Regions from separate parts of the Homo sapiens genome. Here region 2 is linked to region 1. The links are chromatin contacts, found by Hi-C or POLR2A ChIA-PET in ENCODE. All regions are on one chromosome and are shown on one strand. The core of a region is the stretch at or near the end of the contact, and the rest is flanking DNA. Distances in the headings are between cores, read along the strand shown.

Region 1 (5,639 bases), core at 1-2,500:
CGGGGTCCAGGAACCCTCAGAAACAGCAGCCCCCAGTCCTGGCAGTGTGTGCGCGTGTGTGCATGTGTGTGCATGCATGTGTGCATCTGTACATGTGTGCGTGTGCATGAGAGCATGTGTGTGCGTGTGTGCACTCACATGTGTACGTGACAGCATGCGTGTGTGCGTGCGTGTGTACATGTGTGTGCATGTGCATGAGTATTGTGTGCATGTGTGCATGTATGTGTACATGTGTGCGTGTGTGCATGAGAGCATGTGTGCGTGTGTGCGCATGTGTGACAGCATGCATGTGTGCGTGTGTACGTGTGTGCATGTGCATGAGAGTATTGTGTGCATGTGTGCATGCATGTGTGTGTACATGTGTGCGTGTGTGCATGAGAGTGTGTGTGCATGTGTGTGCATGTGTGCATGTGCTTGAGAGCGTGTGTGCGTGCATGTGCGTGAGCATGTGTGCGTGTGTGTGTGTTGTGTGCACACGTGTGACCTGGCTCTGGCCCCACCTCCCTGACAGGCTGTGTGACCTGGAGAGATTCAGTGCCCTCTCTGGGCCTTGGCTCCACCCTGTGAAAGTCCTGGCCAAGGGCAGCTGTGGGGAGTGAGGAACAAAGGGCGGGCACAAGCTTGAAAATGGGCACATGGAGACCCCAGCATGAGTGAGGGCAGAGGATGGTGATGTCATGGGCATCATCACGGGGGCCAATTTCCTCACTGCAGTTGGGGAAACTGAGACCCAGAGAGGGGTCAGAGCTGTGGTTCCCCCCTGTGTCAGCATCCAATTAGATCATGCCTCCCAGCATCACCTCATTGCAAGATGCAATCAGATCACGCCTCATTACCCTATGCTTATAAAACCTGCCCCAGCCCTCAGCTCGGGGAGACACTGCTTTGGGAGCTGTCTAGGTGTTCTCCTTACTTGTTGCAAGAAATAAAATCCCCTATTAAATCCTCTTTAGTTAACACCCGCCAAGCAACTGAGCCCACCCGTTGTGTGGGTAACAAAACTCTGGCGACCCAGATGGGGCCGACTGGGATTCTGATCCTAACTTCTTGAGGCTCACTAAGGTAAAGCAGTGGGCCGCGGCACCTTCCCCGGGCGAACTCACCCACGTGGCCCCAGAGGGTTGAGGGTGACTCCCGGGGATCTTCTGCTTGCTGCGTGGCCCGTGGGGCTGTCACTCCGCCCTACCCCCGAAACAGCGGAAGCAGCTGCCTGGAGCTTTTGTTCTGTGCTGCTCCTTCAGGGAAGAAAGTGGACTTTGCCCCGTGGGTTGACTGAAAGGGTAAATTCTTTGGACCTAGCAGTGGGATCTCTAGACTTCAGCGCAGGGCACCTCTGCTTTCGGTTTCTGTCTGGCTCTACGTGCCGTGGGGGATTGAGAGGCATCTCTGGCCAGGCCAAGGGCAACCCGGATCCCGGATCTGGGTAGACAACAGTGGGACTAGTTTTGGGAATTCGTTTTTTTTTTTTTGAGACAGAGTCTGGCTCTGTCACCCAAGCTGGGGTGCAGTGGCGCGATCTCGGCTCACTGCAAGCTCCACCTCCCGGGTTCACGCCATTCTCCTGCCTCAGCTTCCTGAGTAGCTGGGACCACAGGCGCCCGCCACCACGCCCGGCTAATTTTTTGCATTTTTAGTAGAGACGGGGTTTCACCGTGTTAGCCAGGATGGTCTCGATCTCTTGACCTCGTGATCCGCCCGCCTCGGCCTCCCAAAGTGCTGAGATTACAGGCGTGAGCCACCGCGCCCAGCATGAGAATTTGTTCTTTTTTAGAGAAACAGAATTTTTCACAGGAGGCTGAGCTGCTCCATCTCCCAGAGCCCCTACTTGCCATACCCCGGGTTACCAGAAACAGGAGCTCTGCCATTTGATGAAAAAAATACTTTTTTCAGATAAATGTTTTTGTCATATCATCACACAAAGCGGGTAAAGTTGTATATATATACATACAACTTTTTACAAATATGTGATCATATGTACAAAGGCTAGAAGGAAATATACAGAAAAATATGTATTAAAATACTGGTTTTTTTTCATTGTTTTATAAGATACTCTACAAAACATTACAATGAGGTAGGACTATTTTAGTGCTAGAGAATCTCATTAAATGAATTTGTTCAAGAGCTTCTTTGTCAGCTGGGTGCAGTGGCTCACACCTGTAACCCCAACACTTTGGGAGGCCAAGGGGGGCAGATTGCTTGAGCCTAGGTGTTCAAGACCAGCCTGGGCAACATAGGGAGACCCTGTCTCTACCAAAAAAAAAAAAAAAATTAGGGTGGGCGCGGTGGCTCACACCTATAATCCCAGCACTTTGGGAGGCTGAGGCGAGTGGATCACCTGATGTCAGGAGTGTAAGACCAGCCTGGGCAACATGGCAAAACCCCGTCTGTACTAAAAATACAAAATTTATCCAGGCATGGTGGTGGGTGCCTGTAATCCCAGCTACTTGGGAGGCTGAGGCATGAGGCAGAGGTTGCAGTGAGCCGAGATCATGCCATTGCACTACAGCCTGGGCGACAAGAGCGAAACTCTGTCTCAAAAAAAAAAAAAAAAAAAAATTAGCCAGGTGGTGGCACACACAGCTGTGGCCCCAGCTACTCAGGAGGCTGAGGCGGGAGAATCACTTGAGCACGGGGAGTTGGAGGTAATCGTACCGTGAGTACAGTGAGCCGTTATCGTATGGCTGCATTCCAGGCTAGACAACACAGTGAGACCTTGTCTCAAAAGAAAATAAATAAATAAATAAATAAATAAATAAATAAATAAATAAATAAAGAGCTTCTTTGTCAATATCCTTTTGTGGGTATACATCATAGTCCCACAGTACTTCTTCAACCCAGGGAGATAAATGTGTATTAGTCTGAAGACCCAGGAGAGAATCTTCAAGACTTGGCACTGTCACTGATGATGATCTGCTTCCTTACATTATGACAAATGTATTCCCAGCTCCGGCTTGTTCTGCCTCATTAAGAGAATATTTGAAGACATTATTCATGATAGCAGCATCAGCATTTTGCAGAAGAAACCCTGGGGACAGATGTCTGCATGAAGCACCTTTATTCTGTGAATAAACTGGTATTTTTTAATGACCATTTCCTGCAACTGGCAAAAGTCTCCGTTCAGTTCTACTCCACAGGGTTGCACTGCTAAGCTATAAGATCACCCCATAAAGACTGTGCTGAGCCTGGAGCTGACGTCAGCCACAGCCTTTCCTGATTGATCAGGGAGTGCATGAAGATAAATGAACTTCAATTCCATGAGGGAGAAGGAACGAGCAATCGGTCTAAAGGTTCTGTTTGGTGTGAACCACCCAGTAGTTTCTGCTCATTTTCCCTTTGTCACATAATGAATCAATGAAGTCTTTATCACAAAGGAATGCGTCAGCGTGAATGGTGGGTTCTGGCTGCTGCTGTAGTTTTTGAAGGGTTAGATGTTCTGAGGAAAGCATGGTTTCTAGAGGCAAGCAATTCTGAAGGTCTTCTGCAGTGGGTTTTTTTTTTTTTTAATTTTGAGACAAGGTCCGGCTCTGTCACCCAGGCTGGAGTGCAGTGGCTCGACTGTGGCTCACTGCAACCTCCAACTTCCAGGTTCAAGCAGTCCTCCCATCTCAGCCTCCCAAGTAGCTGAAACTACAGGCACGCACCCAGCTAATTTTTTTTTTGAGATGGGGTCTTGCTATGTTGTCCAGTCTGGTCTCAAACTCCTGAGCTCAAGTGATCCACCCCCTTCAGCCTCCTAAAGTGCTGAGATTACAGGCATAAGCCACCACACCCAACCTTTCTGCTGTGTTTTTAAACACAATGTCTTTATTTCCTTCAGTGAATTCATCAAAATCTCGGGCAGTTTGCATCTGCTGGAGCAGTGCCGGGCGGTCGGCAGAGCCACAGTATAGAGCAGTTACAAGATTTCCTGCCTTGCCGAGTGAAATCTATGCCTTCCAATTTTTTTTAATTAATTAATTTTTAAAAAATTAGATTGGTACAAAAGTAATTGCAGTTTTTGCCATTACTTTCAATGGCAAAAACAGCGGTTACTTTTGAACCAACCTAATATTATAGAGACAGGGTTTCACCATCTTACCTAGGTTGGTCTCGAACTCCTAAGCTCAAGTGATCCACCCACCTCGGCCTCCCAAAGCGTGGTGATTATAGGCATGAGCCACCATGCCCGCCCCTCCCCACCAATATATTTTTAAAACTAGTTGAGTGTGGGCCAAGAGTTGTGGGATCTGTGTCACCACCAATCCCGCCTCTAAGCTGCTGGGTGGGTAATATGGGAAAACAGTAATTGTAGCAGGACTCCAGTGGCAGAAGCCATGCGGATAAACTACAAAAAGCAGAAGGGACACTGGGGATGCTGACATCTCCATTGGTTGAGATTACCCTTAAGGTATTGAGCAACTGTGGCCAGGTCCAGGAAGGGCAAAAAAAAAACAAAAAACAAAAAACAAAAAGGCAACACAAGACAAGAAGCCATCGAGTCTCTTGGCTACAACCAGCCAGTACACAAGAAACAGTTCACTGCGGCCAGGCGTGGTGGCTCATGTCCGTAATCCCAGCACTTTGGGAGGCTGAGGCGGGAGGATCACCTGAGGTCAGGAGTTCAAGACCAGCGTGGCCAACATGGCTAACCCTGTCTCTACTAAAAATATAAAAAATTAGCCAGGCATGGTGGTGGGCACTTGTAATCCCAACTACTCGGGAGGCTGAAGCAGGAGAATCGCTTCAACCCAGGAAGCGAAGGTTGTAAGCTGATATCGCGCCATTGCACTCTAGCCTGTGCGACAAGAGCAAAACTCTTTCTTGAAAAAAACAAAAAACAAAAAAACAAAACAGTTCACTGGAGATGATCAGCCATAAGTAAGATCCCTAGGGACCCCACTGCCCGGCCAAAGGGCCTCCCGCCCTTGAGAACACAACAGTGTGCATATTGTAAACAAGAGGGCCATTGGGTACTAGAGTGTCCTAACTGTCCCCAGTGGGTAGGGAAAGAAACTTCCCCGTCAATCAGCCCACCAGATGCTACAGTTTGCTAATAGTGACCAGAAGTGATGGGACTTGGGGACTCCTCTATGATCTGGGAACCCCTAGATCGGGTAACAATTGCTGTGGGAGAGACTCACGGGTTTTCCGACACTAGAGCCAAATTTTTGCCTGTCTCCTTTCTACCGTGTTCTTCCTAAAATTTAGGAAAGGGCTTCTGCTGTATGGGAGAGATAAATTTTAGCTAAAATTGTTAGTTGGACGGAGACAGAGTTGGAACTGTCTTTTAAGTAGTGAATTTTACCTGACCCATGGCTAAACCTTTAAAAGTTAAAGCTATAGGATCGTTATTTGTATCTGGTAGTATGTACACGTCCGGTTATATTTGGCTATGGTACCGAATTGGCTTATAAAGAAATGAGTACTCATAAACTAAGCAAATAAGACCAAGTGCTTTTCAAGTTCACATGACAGTAATCTTTTGGTGAATGGAACTAGTCTAAAATTGTTGGTTTGATGGGAATGGTGTGCCTTCTGAAATGTAACTTAAAGGTTCTTACTTTTTTTTTTTTTTTTTTGAGACGGAGTCTCGCTCTGTCGCCCAGGCTGGAGTGCAGTGGCGTGATCTCGGCTCACTGCAAGCTCTGCCTCCCGGGTTC
Region 2 (5,639 bases), core at 895-3,394, 250 kb before region 1:
CCAGGGTCCCTGGGCTATTCAGCCGTGGCTGGGAGGAGAGAGTCAGGCACCGATGCAAACCACCCCCCACCCCTGCCACCTGTCAGCCTTCCAGGAGCAATTCTAGTTACTTTTTATTTTAATTAAAGAAGACAGGATCTGGCCAGGCGCAGTGGCTAAGACCTGTAATCCCAGCACTTTGGGAGGCCGAGGCGGGCGGATCACCTGAGGTCAGAAGTTCGAGACCAGCCTGACCAACATGGAGAAACCTCGTCTCTACTAAAATACAAAAAAATCAGCCAGGCGTGGTGGCGCATGCCTGTAATCCCAGCTACTTGGGAGGCTGAGGCAGGAGAATCGCTTGAACCCAGGAGACGGAGGTTGTGGTGAGCCGAGATCACACCATTGCACTCTAGCCTGGGCAACAAGAGTGAAACTCCGTCTCAAAAAAGTAAAGAAACAGGGTCTTGCTCTGTCACCCAGGCTGGAGTGCAGTGGCAAGATCATAGCTCACTGTAACTTGGAGCTTCTGGGTCCAAGGGATCTTCCCGCCTCGGCCTCCTGCCAGAAGTAATTCTAAAGCACCCGAGTCCACTGGAAACTAAGTTCCAATCTGGACCAGCCTCAGGGTTGGCACTCCTCGCATGCCCCCACCCATGAGCCGGGCCAAGTCCAGGTCTGGTTTATCTCAGCTTCTGGACAGCAGAGCCCATCTGCAAACATCCTAAGTGCTTAGTAGCAAATGTAGGGGGAGTGTCACCAGGCAGGGCCCTGGGGGAAAGCACTAGAATCCGGGCAGCCCTTCAGTCAGCAACCATTCCCCAGACCCCATGCCAGGAGGGGCAGGGCAGGCACGAGAACGGACCTGGGCCCCGCCTTCGTGGAGCGCACAGTCTATCAAGTGTCTGTCAGATATCAGGCCAATGTGAAGGTCCCACTGAATGGCAAAGAGTGCGGTTCAGGACCCGGGCAGCCCCAGACGCTCAGACCACTCACACTCATCGTAGAAACCATAGATGCGGTTGATGCTGGCACACTCGTGGTTCCCACGGAGCAGGAAGAAGTTCTCGGGGTACTTGATCTTATAGGCCAGCAGCAGGCAGATGGTCTCCAAGGACTGCTTGCCCCTGTCCACATAGTCCCCCAGAAAGAGGTAGTTGCTCTCGGGAGGGAAACCGCCATACTCAAATAGTCGCAGAAGGTCGTAGTACTGGCCGTGTATGTCACCTGTGACCCAGGGAACCGGGTAAGCTAGATGCAAGGTCTAGACCTGAACCCAGGGCCAGGACTGCGCTCAAGGGAGGAGGGCTCCAGGAACTCTGTGGGGTCCAGTGCCACTTTTAGGAAGGCAAGGGGACCTGGGCCGGGGGCTCACCGCAGATCTTGAGGGGTGCCTCCAGCTCCAGAAGAATGGGCTGGCTCAGAAAAATCTCCCGGGATTTCAGGCACAGACCGCGGATCTCGTTCTCTGTCAGCTGTACATTCTTGCCAGGCCGCGAGCCCTGCACTGGGGCGCAATGGGGTGTCAGGACCCTGGACCCTGACAGGAGGAGGGTGGGCGACACGGGTGGCCCCATGGATACCTCCGGGGGCGCCTAGGCCTCCTCGGCCCCTCCTTGCCCACAGGCAGCTGTTGCTGCTGAGCCTCCCGGGACCGCGGCCTCAAGCCTCCCAGGGGAAGCCCCCAGCTACCCTCAGCGCCTCGGGAGGCGACTGTCGTGCGCAGGGGGCTGCCACCAAAAACCTCACAGCGCAGGACCCCTTCCTGGACCGGGCTTCCCGGGTTTCTCCCTCGCCCCAAGAGCCCAGGCAACCCGTGCGCCCCCAGCCCGGGAGAGGGGGGGAGCTGCTCCGCGCGTCGGAGCTGGCCCCGGACCTCTCAGGCGCGTCCGCGGGGGGGCAGCTGCGGCCACGGAACCTCGCTGCCCGTCCCCGCCCAGTCTAAGCTGGCCCCGGGGGCCCGCCCGCGCGCCACTTCCGGGCCGGGCAGGGGGCCAGGGCGCGGCGGACGCGGGCCTCCCCCGCCCCGACCAACCTTCCAGCAGGCGCCCGATGATCGAGTCCAGGTTGAGCTTCTCGCTGTCGGACATGGCGGCGCCGCCGCTCCAGCCCAGCAGCTCCTGGCCCGCTCCTGCCTCCCGCCCTCCGGCAGCCTCCTTCCGGCCTGGCTCTCCTTCCGCCCGCCCCAGTCCGCCCCCGGCCCGCGGCCCCGCCTCCAGGCCTCCCGGGCCCGCCCCGCCCAGTCCCCCGCCCTCTAGCGCCCCCGCTGGACGTGAGGCGCGGCGGCCCGGGGGGCGGGGCCTCGGCGGCGGGCTGGGGGCGGGGTCTGTCGGGGGCGTGACCAAGCTGGTTACGCCCCAGAGGAGGCGCCCAGCCCTGTTCAGAGGATGTGGGGCCGGAAGGACTGTGGAAGTTGTTTTTCTCTTTCAAAAGCCCAACAGACTTTCCCACCCCTTCCCTGGGTGGAAGGTGTTGTGAACATGTTAATAACCGGCTGCTAGGCACTGAGGGTTAACTGCTCCAAGTGCAGGAAAGGAAACTGAGGCTCAAGAGATAAAAACAGCCTGGACCTCGCATTCACGGAGGACCCCCCACTTCTTCGTGGGTCTCTGTGGCGCCCAGGCGGCTGACCACACTCAAAGACAGCTACGGCTGAATTCCCAGCGCACTTTGGTCCTTGGGGCATGCTAAATTAATATTTTCTTATAAGTCCCATAATTCGCTTTTTTTTTTTGAGACAGAGTTTTGCTCTGTCCCCCAGGCTGGAGTGCAGTGGCGCGACTTTGGCTCACTGCAACATTCACTTCCCGGGTTCAAGCGATTCTCCTGCCTCAGCCTCTGGAGTAGCTGGGATTACAGGCGTGCGCCACTGTGCCCAGCTAATTTTTGTATTTTTAGCAGAGGTGGGGTTTCGCCATGTTGGCCAGGTGGCCTTGAACTCCTAACCTCAAGTGATCCACCCCCCTTGACCTCCCAAAGTGCTAGGATTACAGGCGTGAGCCAACAAGCCTGGCCCCATAATTAGCTTTTGAGTAGCACAGTAATATTGCAGGGTGTGCACATAAAAATAATTACTTTATGAGCAGACGTGGCTGGGCACAGTGGCTCACGCCTGTAATCCCAGGACTTTGGGAGGCCTAGGCGGGCGGATCATTTGAGGTCAGGAGTTCGAGACCAGCCTGGCCAACATGGTGAAACCCCATCTCTCTAAAAATACAAAAAGTTAGCTGGGCATGATGGGAGCCTCCTGTAATCCCAGCTACTTGGGAGGCTGAGGCAGGAGAATCGCTTGAACCTGGGAAGTGGAGCCCAGGCGACAGTGCGAGACTGTCTCAAAAAAAAAAAAAAAAAAAAGAAGAGCAGACGATAAATGAACCTTAATTCTTGTTGGAACCCTGAGTTGGTGCTTTACATGCCAGTAACCTCAGAACTGGAAGTGGGCCTGCCGTGGTGGCTCAGGCCTGTAATTCCAGCACTTTGGGAGGCTAAGGCGGGATGGTCTCTTGCGTCCAGCCTGGGCAACACAGCGAAACCCTGTCTCAACAAAAAATACAAAAATTAGCTGGGCATGGTGGTGCGCGCCTGCAGTCCCAGCTACTGTGGAGGCTGACGCAGGAGGATCTCTTGAGACCAGGAGGTGGAGGTTGCAGTGAGCCCAGATCGTGCCATTACACTCCAGCCTGGGTGACAGAGCAAGACCCTGTCTCAAGAAACAAACATGAAGTCCAGGCGCAGTGGCTCATGCCTGCAATCCCAGCACTTTGGGAGGCTGAGGTGGATGGATCACCTGAGGTCAAGAGTTTGACCAATGTGGCAAAAACCCTGTCTCTACTAAAAATACAAAAATTAGCCGGGCATGGTGGTGCTTGTCTGTAGTCCCTGCTACTTGGGGGGCTGAGGCAGGAGAATCACTTGAATCCGGGAGGTGGAGGTTGCAGTGAGCTGAGACCGCGCCACTGCACTCCAGCCTGGGCAACAGAGCGAGACTCTGTCTCAAAAGAAACAAACAAAAGAACTGGAGGTGGCCCGGCCCCTGCGTCTAACAGTCCTGGGCCCTCCACACCAGCACAGGAACTCAAGCCTGCAGTCACTGGGGCCATGGGGAAGGTGGGAGGAGCCCACAGCTCAGGGGCACTGGGGCAGGCAGGAAGAGCCTCAGAGAGGAAGGGGTGACACCCCCCACCCTTGGGAGGGGCCCCCAGCGGTTGCCAAAGCTGTGTGAGGAGGAGGAGGAAGTGAGAGGAGGAGGTGAGGTGCTGCGGGAGGTGAGCTGGGCTGGTGGGGACAGGGGCAGGGCTTGGGGCTGGGTCTCCGGACAGAGGCCTGGCTTTTCTGTCAGGGCAGGGCCTAGCCCCTGCCCCCATAAAAGAGGAGACATAGGGGGCTTGGTGAGATACCCTGAAACCTCCCCCCTCTGACCCCGCAGCCAGGCCCCAGGCTGGCCGGGAGTGGCCCCTCACACTGGTTCTCCCCACTTTCTCTGCCTGTGGCATCGAAGGCCCCGGGCACCATGGCCCAGGCCCTGGGGGAGGACCTGGTGCAGCCTCCCGAGCTGCAGGATGACTCCAGCTCCTTGGGGTCCGACTCAGAGCTCAGCGGGCCTGGCCCATATCGCCAGGCCGACCGCTATGGATTCATTGGGGGCAGCTCAGCAGAGCCAGGGTAAGGGGGCAGGGTGAGGGCTGGCGGAATGCTGGGACAGAGGACAGGGGGCTGAGGGCTGAATTCTGGAGGGAGGCCGGGAGGGTCTGGTGGTAGGGATTGGGAGGGGGACTCAGCCAGTAGCACCCCTCTGCAGGTGCCAGGTGGAACCCTAAGGTGGGAAGGGTCCGGGGAGGCCTCTGTACGTCTCTTACCCCCAGCCTCCGAGGGTTTGCACCCACTACTGGGGCAGAACATCCTTCCCCTTTGAACCTCTGGCTCAGGAATCCCAGATCCAAATCACAGAACCCATACCTCCTCCTTCCCCCTTTCCCCAAGCTACAGACAGAAACACAAGTCCAGATATAGACAGAAACTTGCCCCAGGTCACACAGATCAGACACAGACCCAGACTCAAACTCAGGACTCTGGGCTTCCAGTCCAGGGCTCTCTCCAGCCAGCTTCCCCTATGAATTGTCTGTGTCCCTGTCCTGGGTGACAGCCAACCAGTCCCTCCCCCAATACACACCCACTCACCCCTTCAGTCTCCTGCTTCTGCCCACGTCGGAGCCACATCCTTTCCTGTCCCCGTGACAAGCATTGGCAGCTCCTGGGTCACAGGTCACCCCACAGGGCTCCCAGAGATCCCTAGGGCCAGGAGCTGGGTTCACCTGGGTAGCCTGGAGGGTGGCAGTGTGGGCCTTGGGTAACAGCTGCCCAGCGTCTGGATACCTGTGCCATGCACCCCCAGGCCGGGCCACCCACCTGCAGACCTCATCCGCCAACGGGAGATGAAGTGGGTGGAGATGACCTCGCACTGGGAGAAAACCATGTCCCGGCGGTACAAGAAGGTGAGGGGGGCAGGGGCCCCACTTGGCTTCCATGGCTCATTCCTCTCTGCCTCAGCCCACATCTTGGCAAAATGTACCCACCCTGTGTCCCAGCACCTCCGGCCTTTGCTCCCTGCCACCCAAAGTGGGCCCCTGCCTGCTGATGAGCTGTGCCTGGGGCCTGCCAGC

What was found. A loop is a pair of places that touch in the nucleus more often than their neighbours do. ChIA-PET counts read pairs that join two places held with the same protein, here RNA polymerase II (POLR2A). Pooled maps may share reads with other maps.
Region 2: a map of OCI-LY7 shows a loop between it and region 1 (2.1-fold over the local background). The contact joins the promoter of PPP1CA here to the promoter of ACY3 in region 1. A Hi-C loop is called at or near these places in 3 of 168 maps with a recorded cell type or tissue (HL-60/S4, OCI-LY7 and naive thymus-derived CD4-positive, alpha-beta T cell), 5 of 37 single-sample maps with no recorded cell type and 10 of 50 pooled maps. POLR2A ChIA-PET finds 5 or more read pairs at or near these places in 9 of 52 experiments (B cell, CD4-positive, alpha-beta T cell, CD8-positive, alpha-beta T cell and 6 more).

Annotation. Positions count from the first base shown.
Region 1 is chr11:67,649,480-67,655,118 of GRCh38, forward strand. It overlaps ACY3 (aminoacylase 3), which reads right to left and starts at 1,251. Exons shown (of 8, transcript NM_080658.2): 1 at 1,104-1,251. RefSeq lists enhancers at 1,323-1,402, 1,473-1,532.
Region 2 is chr11:67,399,714-67,405,352 of GRCh38, forward strand. PPP1CA (protein phosphatase 1 catalytic subunit alpha) reads right to left here and starts at 2,145. Exons shown (of 7, transcript NM_002708.4): 1 at 2,015-2,145; 2 at 1,355-1,486; 3 at 976-1,206. The coding sequence starts at 2,069. It overlaps TBC1D10C (TBC1 domain family member 10C), which reads left to right and starts at 4,370. Exons shown (of 9, transcript NM_001369496.1): 1 at 4,370-4,641; 2 at 5,372-5,471. The coding sequence starts at 4,490. RefSeq lists a silencer at 1,627-2,406 and an enhancer at 5,348-5,517.